Linked DNA regions of Homo sapiens: region 2 is linked to region 1. A link is an interaction called in ENCODE POLR2A ChIA-PET data of the cell type or tissue named here. Cell type or tissue: Caco-2. All regions are shown on one strand. Links, peaks and the distances in the headings refer to the core of each region. The heading gives the core; the rest is flanking DNA.

The links. Peaks named below come from ENCODE experiments on the same cell type or tissue, not always from the same donor. Only the 100,000 strongest peaks of a DNase experiment are listed, where the experiment ranks them.
Region 2: POLR2A ChIA-PET joins it to region 1 with 7 read pairs; 1 of 35 experiments calls an interaction of 5 or more read pairs at or near these places.

The regions. Positions count from the first base shown.
Region 1 is chr11:2,723,405-2,726,991 of GRCh38, forward strand. All of the region lies in intron 11 of KCNQ1 (potassium voltage-gated channel subfamily Q member 1), which reads left to right. Among named protein-coding and RNA genes, the nearest start is that of KCNQ1OT1, 25 kb to the left of the region's middle. RefSeq lists enhancers at 1-427, 428-1,327, 1,503-2,498. In Caco-2, for the core only: no CTCF peak of the experiment used is centred there; DNase peaks (open chromatin) are centred at 1,732 and 2,447.
Region 2 is chr11:3,146,635-3,151,126 of GRCh38, forward strand. The region is part of intron 1 of OSBPL5 (oxysterol binding protein like 5); the gene reads right to left. Among named protein-coding and RNA genes, the nearest start is that of OSBPL5, 16 kb to the right of the region's middle. RefSeq lists enhancers at 2,301-3,076, 3,077-3,850, 3,851-4,492. In Caco-2, for the core only: no CTCF peak of the experiment used is centred there; a DNase peak (open chromatin) is centred at 2,499.

The sequences.
Region 1 (3,587 bases), core at 1,079-3,578:
CAATACCCTTCTTGCTGAATGGGCAGGGAGAGAGGAGCTGTTAGGTGAGACCAGGTGGTACTTGGCAGCTGTGGCACGTGGAAGCCCTACACAGGCAGCCCCACACCTGGTCCGCTGTTCTGTCCTTACTGTAGCAGTGGGCCTGGAGGCAGTGGCATTTAGAGAGGACCCTGAAGTCCAAAGAGGGGATGCCAGCCTCAAACTCAGCAGCTCGAAGTAGCAACAGCCTCGAATCCCTCACACCTAGCGGTTGGCTGGGCAGGTGGACTGGTCCGAGCTGAGTGGTCTAGGATGGCCTTGCTCCCGGAGAAGACCCTTGGCAGACAGCCTCTCCTCTACTAGCTAGTGGGGCCTCACTAACCGCTGGTGGCCGCAGGGTTCCCAGCCACTCGGTGCACATGTACTCCAGCCTCTCTGTGTCCCATTTGCTCATGACATGGTGGTCAAAGCAAGTCACGGATTCCAGGGGGACCTCGGGACGAGGAAGTCACACGTTGGGGGATGTGCCGCAGGGATGGGGCATCTCAGCCTTTGTATCTGCCGTGGGCGTGGAGGCATTTACTCTTTTCACCGGGGGAGCAGAAATCAGAACATGGCTCTCTGTGTCTGACACAGAGCCCTGTACTCCATCTATGCAGCCCCCACCACCTCTGCACACAGCCCCTCCGGTGGTGCCTGGGGGCCCAGGCTTTTGATAGAGAATCACATCTGGACCAGGACGTTCTGGTAAGATCGCCAGGGGGCCGCGACAAGGAGACCAGGAAGGAAAGACAGAAAGAAAAACACGCACAGATCCAGGCTCAGATGATATACAGTCCTCCTCCCGGCTCAGGACCCCTTTGCGGTGTCACCTTTCGGCATGTAACCACTTATTCTGTCAGGGAGGAGAGCCCTCCCGCTCCACCAGGTGACGGCCCTAAATCCTCAGGAGTGACAGCGTCCTCCCGCCCGGATTGGGTTTCTGCACAGTGGAATGGAGCTGGCAGCCAGGGTCCCTGTCCCGCCAGCCCTAGGCCTCGAACCCTCCCTGGCAAGCTAACACTGCCCTTGGAGGAAGGAGGGTGGGAGGGCAAAGAGAGAGAAGTGGTGGGTGGCAGCGAGCAGGCTGTCCTGCAAGGCCGTGGCTGCACTGAGGGCAGAAGGGGCCTTGTCACCTAGGAAGGACCCCACTAGGAACCCCTTCCCGCGGAAACACAGCTTCTCCCCTTGGGTGCCATTGCAGCTGCACCCAAGCCTTGCCCTTCCCTCTCACTTCGCTCCCCAGGAGGCGACACTGTGATTGTCCTGGGCTCACAGAGGAGGACGTGGGGACCTGCCCAAGGAGACACAGGCAACAGAACCAGGGCTCAGAGTTGGGGGAAGGGGCCAGTTCACCCACAGAGGGTGGAGTCACTGGGCTGAAGCTTCTGGCCATCGTATGGAGCTGGAACAAGGCACTGGAAGGTACCAGGCCTCAGCGTTCTCAACTGTGAAATGGGAACACGGTGGTCTCTGTCACAGGGTAGAGATGACTGATCCAGTAACCTGGACAGGGTGCCGAGGGCAGGGTCTGGTGTGGCTATCAGGAGCCACTGGATTGGAACTTGGTGTGCCACCAGGGTCCCTGTCCGTTTAAGAAAAGCCTGTGGGCCCAATAGAGAAGCACAGGGTCTGAGAAGCATCAGACAATGACTCCTAAACAAGCTCACGTCTTGAAGCAGTGCTGGACCCGTTTCAGCTCCAGGGGAGAGCCAGGGCAGGGTGGGGCAGGCACGGATTCCTGACGTGGAGACAGGAGGAAGCCGACGGCCATCTGTGCTCAGACCCAGTGGTGAGCCTAAGACAAGTTCCCAGAATCCATCCGGGACAGACGGCTGGACTTGTGAAACACTCCAGGGTCGGGGGCTCAGCCACGGGACCAGCGCTTGCCAGAAATGTTCCCAGCTTTTTTGAGTTCGTGAGTGGCTGGTGGATACTTAGTGGTTTGGCTTTCGGGTTCCTGCCTTCCAAAACAGGAGAGGCAACTTGGCCTGCTTTTTCCTCAGAAGAGCCCACTTTTTGCGTGGAGGTGACCTGCCATTTGTCCGGTTGGGGGTCCCCAATCGTCTTCGAGCTACTGATATAGAACCTCTGCGTTTAGCTGTGGTTTAGGAAGTGCATTCACGTGAAGTCGCCAAGTTCAAAGGGCTGCCCCTGGAACCCAAGTCAGACTTGCCCTCGCCCCCTTCCCGAACGTACCCTTTCCATGAGGCTGGGCGCCCTGCCCTGCCTTCAGTGCCAAAGCCCCAGGCCCACAGGCTGTGCACTCCAGCCGAGGGCAGCCTGGGGAAGGTACGAGAGATCACTGGGCTTTGTGAAACCTGTCAGCTTGTGTGAAAGCTATCTCCCCCAGGCCCCACCCCCGCCCCCACCCAAAGCACAGGTCACCTGCCTGGTTAATCATCCTGGGCTCTGAGAGCTCCCTGGGGCCCCACAGGCCAAGCGTTTTCTGACTTGGAGAGGCAGGAGGCCAACTCCCCGCTCCTCAGATTCTGCTGAACTAACTGAAACCCTAACCTTCGGGCTTCCCCACTAATTTGTGATAAGGCCTCGCCAAGAAAAACAGCAGGCTAAAGACCCCTGATTTCTTCATGAATTCCAGAGCACTTGGTTCACTCCGGCAGAGAAGGGGCCCCAGGCAGCCATGCATACAGAGCCACCTCTGCGTGGGTGAAGGGCTGGGGACGGCCTCTTGGGAGCCCACTAAGGAGGACCACCTGCCTGCTCCAGGCAGATTGCTTCCAGCTGGCCAGGGCAGAGGAGCAGGCCAAGGGTGGGTCCCGGGCAGTGGCCCAGAGAAGCTGAGCTCGCTCACGAGATGTGTGCTGACGTGGCAAGATGGGCGGGAGTCTTCATGAAGGAGTGGCTGCCTGGCCCCCTGACCTGAGGATCCTAGGGCCCCTGGATGGGTTTGGGGGAACTGCAGCATCCTCAGATCACAGACGGTGTGTCGAGTGAGGGTGGTGCTCTTCCTGGGCCAGCAGTAGGTTTCCAAAAGGGCACAGACACAGCTCAGGAGATGGATGCTGCCCTGTCAGAGTGGGGAAACTGAGGCCCCAGGCGGAGACACCACCCACTGCAGGTTCCAGCCGTCCCCCACCCCACCCCTGCCCCACCATGGCTGATGTGAGGGAGGTGGCCAGAAGTCCAGAGGGACACTGGGTGGGACCCCGGTGAAGATCTGGTGGACTGAGGCCAGAGAAAAAGGGGATGACCCATTCCTAGCAGGGAGGAATAGTAGTTTATATTTTCCCCCAAAATTTTATTTTTCTGCATTGGCCTGAATAGGAGCTGACTTTAATACGGGGGAAATAGTGATTTTAAAGCCGGCTTTCCCATGGAATGTGCTTCTCCTGTGACTGTGCCCATCTCCTCACTGCTTGGCAGAGAGGTATCCCCCGTGCCCCACTGGCATGGGCGCCAGGTCTGCCCTTCCAGAGGCCCCTCCCAAGTAGCTCCCAGCAGAACACTTGAAGCCCAAAAGCAGTGAGAAAGGGAACACATTTGCCTCCAATCCTGACTCTCCAAGCCCTGTCCCTGCCCCCAGGTGAAGGGTTGGCCCTGGGCAT
Region 2 (4,492 bases), core at 1,003-3,502, 420 kb after region 1:
GCTAAGCCGCTGGGCACACAGCTGTGCCTGAGTGCAGGGGGAGAGGCCAGCTCCAGGCTGCAGGCTTCTCTCTGGGGAGGGGGACAATCCTGGGGCCCCTCTGGGGTTTGGGAGATGACTGAGTTGGCCTTTGTACAGCCTGTCCCGAAGCGGCCTGGCACAGGGCAGCAGACTGCAGGGTCCCTGGCAGCCAGATCCCCTTCGCCGTGGCTGGAGCTGGCGTTTCTATTTATGATTCGCCTCTCACGCCCCTTCCCAGCACACCCAGCTCTGGTCTTCACGAGGGGCTGGGATTTTAGAGGTGGCTCAGCTGAGGGCACGGGGGCCTTGGCAGCTGTCACGACCCTCCTGAGCTAAACGCACAGCCCGCACCTTGTTAGCTCTGGGTGGGCCGAGGCCCCAGCTCTGTCCTGGGATCCTTCCCAGTCACCCTCACGTCCTGGGCTTCACTTTTCCCCAAGGCAGAACCACAGCCGTGTGACTCACCCCGTCTCAAGAGGACCGGGCGGGTGGGAGGGCTGCAAGGCCTCTGTGAGGCCTGAGTGCTGGACTTGGGACTCCTGCTCCAGAGTCAGGGGCTAGGGCTGGGCCGGGCCCACCCAGGAGGATGCTGGCAGAGGCCCTGGGAGGAGGGGGAGTGGGCGCCAGCTCCAGGACTGGATGTGTCTGACAGCCTGTGTCCCACAGGGCTTGCCATGGGCCTGGGCACGGCTCCTGCCTCTGCTGGCCGACCTGGCTTGACCTCAAGCGGCCTGGGTCGGGACAGCCGCAGCCGAGGCCAGCCCATGGTGACAAGGCCTGCTTCCAGCCTCTCCCTCGTGCCCCAGGCTGTGGGTCAGCCCAGTCAGCCCTGCTATGGGCACATAGCCCCGTGCAGGCCCAGCTGGGACGGAGCAACGCAGGCAGAGCTGCACTGACCTCTCCGGAGTGCCGTTTGTGAACTCGAATCGAGGCGCCAAGTGCTCACGTGTCCTTTAAGCCAGGGATGGACTTCCAGAAATTTACCCTTGGGACTAAAACCCCCTGTAATCAATATCTGCTGGAAGAGAGGCGGACGGCTGGCAGAGGCATTTATGGGAGTGAGCGTGTCCAGGGACGCGTGGGTGCGTCGGGGCAGGGAAGGCCGGGCGTGGCCCTAGACAGGGCACAGGGGCATGAAAGGCGCTGGGGAGGAACAGGACCAGCCTCGGCAAGTGGGAGTTGATGCGAGTGACCCGGGCCCTTCTGTCTCGTCTGGGTCTCCACCACCAAGAGCCTGTTCTTGCGACTGAACGCCCACCATGGCCCTGGCCTCACCGAGCTGCCCTCGGTTCCCAGGACCTCTGGGGCCACTAGCTGGGCTCCTGCCTGGTCACTCTCCTGTTCCTCATCCTCCGCACGCCCCCGGCACCCAGACTTGGCACACTGGCTGCAGAGGCTCCCATTGCATGGTGCAGACAGCTCTCCCTGCACCCCCAGTGCCCGAACATGGAGTAGGTGCCAGTGAATGCCTCCTGGGGGAGTCTGACCACGATGTGTATACAGTACAGCCGGGACTCCCCGGGGAGCAGGTCGGAAACCGCACCTGCTGACTTTCTTAGTTGTCTTTTGGGAAGGTGGGCTGGACCCCACTACATACTCCCCAAGGTCATGAGGGGCATCGGGGTGGGATCTTCCAGAACCTTCCCCATTCCTTCTACTATCCAACACTGACATGTGGGCCCCCACCCCTGACCTGGGGAGGCAAGGGCCGAGGAGTCAGGGAGGGTGGAGAGGAAGTGCCCCTCCCATGACACGTACTTTGCCCCCCACACCTTCCTGCTGGCAGCCCTGAAGGCGGGTAACAAGATGGAAGAACAGAGGTCACAGAAGAGAGAGGAACGGAGGTGAGTGCGGAGTCTCTTTCCAGCGGCTGTCCAGGTGGAGGAGACGGGGCGCTGTCTGGAACCGGCTTCCATGACGGCAGGGCGGGGGCACCGTCCTCTGCACTTTTGTACATCTTTGACATTTTCTATCATACGAAGCCAAACGGGAGAGGACACAGATTTCTCTTGAAGGCACAAACTGAAGGGAAATCCACTACCCAGATGGAGTTTTAAGAGGAGAATTTTGGAAGAGCCTTAAAGCAGGAGAGGAAATTGGCATGATAGCAGCATTGCATCTCCCAGAGGGAGGCTAAGGGTTTTTAAGAAGGCAAAGGTGACAACCAGCTAGATAAGAGGCTCAAACAGGTGAAAAATCAAGTAACCGGCACAAGATAAAAGAGGTTATTAAGATAAGGGGATTAAGACTCAGGATGAGCTGGAGAATTCGCAGAGGAGCTGAGTAGCCTCTGCTGTGGGTTGGCAGGGGCCGGCCAGGTCTCCTCCGTGGGCTGCAGCCTCCAGAGAGCATGGACCCCCAGAGGCTCAGAACCTGCCCCAGCCCTGACCTCCCCACTGGGCCCACCACAGAGCCACCTTTATATATCAGCTGCCAAAGCCACCTCCAGGCCACTCCAGCCCTGTGTCTTAGCAATAGCCCTTTCCAGAGGCTTCCAGCCTTATCAGCTTCCAGCCTTATCAGAATGGCTCTCCCACTGTCCAGGGCCCCCCGAGCGTCCACACCACCACGCTGGAAGTCCCCAAGGCCGGAATGCAGCAGAGGCCCGGGTCAGGCCCCCCAGAGCTGTCTTCTGTTCCTACAGGCATGGGCTGGGGGGGCAGTCGCCCTTTGGGAGACCTCCCAGCACCCCTACCCTATCTGGTGGCCAGGAAAGGGGCAAGATCTTGCAGTGTACTGGCCTCTGGTGAGGGAGGCAGTGAGTGCTGTGACTGTGGCTGACCCTCTTGCCAGCATCCTCCCTGTCCCCATCAACATGACCAGAGTGCTTGCCGCTCCATGAGCTTCCCCTGCCCATGTGTGCCTGTGGCAGGGGTGCCGCCCGCGCAGGCCGTGGGGACAGTTTATGCGTCAGGCAGCAGCAGCAGCAGGTGCCCGCTGCAGCCTTGCCCAGGCTCTTTTGATCTGATTTGGTCCTCACGGTCGTCCTGGGAGGCAGGTCCTATCAGGACATGTGGTTTCCAGCACACAGCGGTGCTCCCCGAGGCCCCTGCGCCCTGTCCCTTCTTCCTCTTTGATCATCAAACGACCCCCCCGTCACTGACCAGTCAACGGGTGGTCACCGCCCTGGCAGGCACCACGTAGCCCGGGGCACAAGGGCCAGCTGTGGCTGCTGGTGAGTGTTCCCTGTGTGCCAGGTGCTGACATGCACGAGTGTGATGGTGGCCTTGCATTCCTCTTTCATCCTGACTGCTCACCACCCCCTTCCCAGGCACACACACACGGATGCATGGACACACACAACCACATGCATGGCACACACACATACACATGTGCACAGATGCATGCATGCACACACATGCATAAGCAGACAGATGTGCATGCACACACACACAGACACACACGTACACACACACAGCAAATCAGGATGCTGAAGCCAACCAGCAGCTGTTTCCCCTGTTGGCATGGCTGCCGCTTCCCAAGAGGGCACTGTTGCCCTCCTGCCCCAGGCAGGAGGCTCCAGGCTAAGGACTGCATGCCTGAGTCTGAGCCAGTACAAAAAGGCAAGTTGCCCTCGGGAGCCAGGGTCCCAAGTCCCCGGGGGGAGCAGACGGTGCTTTTCTCCCCCTCACTTTTTAAAGACAGCTTTTTTTAAAAAAAAAGTTTTTTGGTTCCCAGGTAAACATGTCTGATGCAACCACAGGCCTGTCCCAGGTTGTCTTCCGGGCACCTGGGACCAGGATGCAGCCTTGGGGAGGAACCCAGCAGCTCCTCCTCCTTAGGGAGGAGCCCAGCAGCCCCTAGGTGGGCACGTCCCACCCGTCCAAGCTGGGCTGCCATGTCAGCAGCGTGCAGACACCATCTCAGGGGCAAGACAGGGGTCAGGAGGCCAGGGAATCAAGGTGTCCTGCCCCACAGACACAGAGGCCAGCGGCCTGTGGTGTCGTGAGAGCTCACTGGAGAAACATGCCTCTGGGGGGAGCAGAACTCTTCCCTTCCCCGGGGTCTCCCCCGTGGCCACACCCAACTTTCATTCCCAGCTCACTGCTGACAGCCTGGGTGTCCCAGGCAGCTCCTGGTTTCTTGGAAAGCCTCACTATTCTCATCTGTGAAATGAAAAACCCCCTGCTCCCTAGAACTAAACACGACTGTGATCACGCACGCCTGCATCTGTGATGTCATCCCCATGCCCCAGAATGCCACCCCTGGTCTTTCTACAGGTTCCGATCCTAGTCCGTCTTCCCAGGAGTCACGGCGGGCTGCCCGCTGTGGCCACCCTCTCCCGGCGGTGGAGGGTTGAATTGTGTCTTCATGAAAGGTGTGTCCAAGTCCTAACCTCAGTACCTGTGACCCTGACCTTGGAAAGAGGGTCACTGTATGGGGTCCTCATCCAATGCCTGGGGTCCACGTGTGAAAAGACAGGGGAGGAGACACAGACAGGGGAGAACGTGCCGTGAAGACAGAGGCGGAG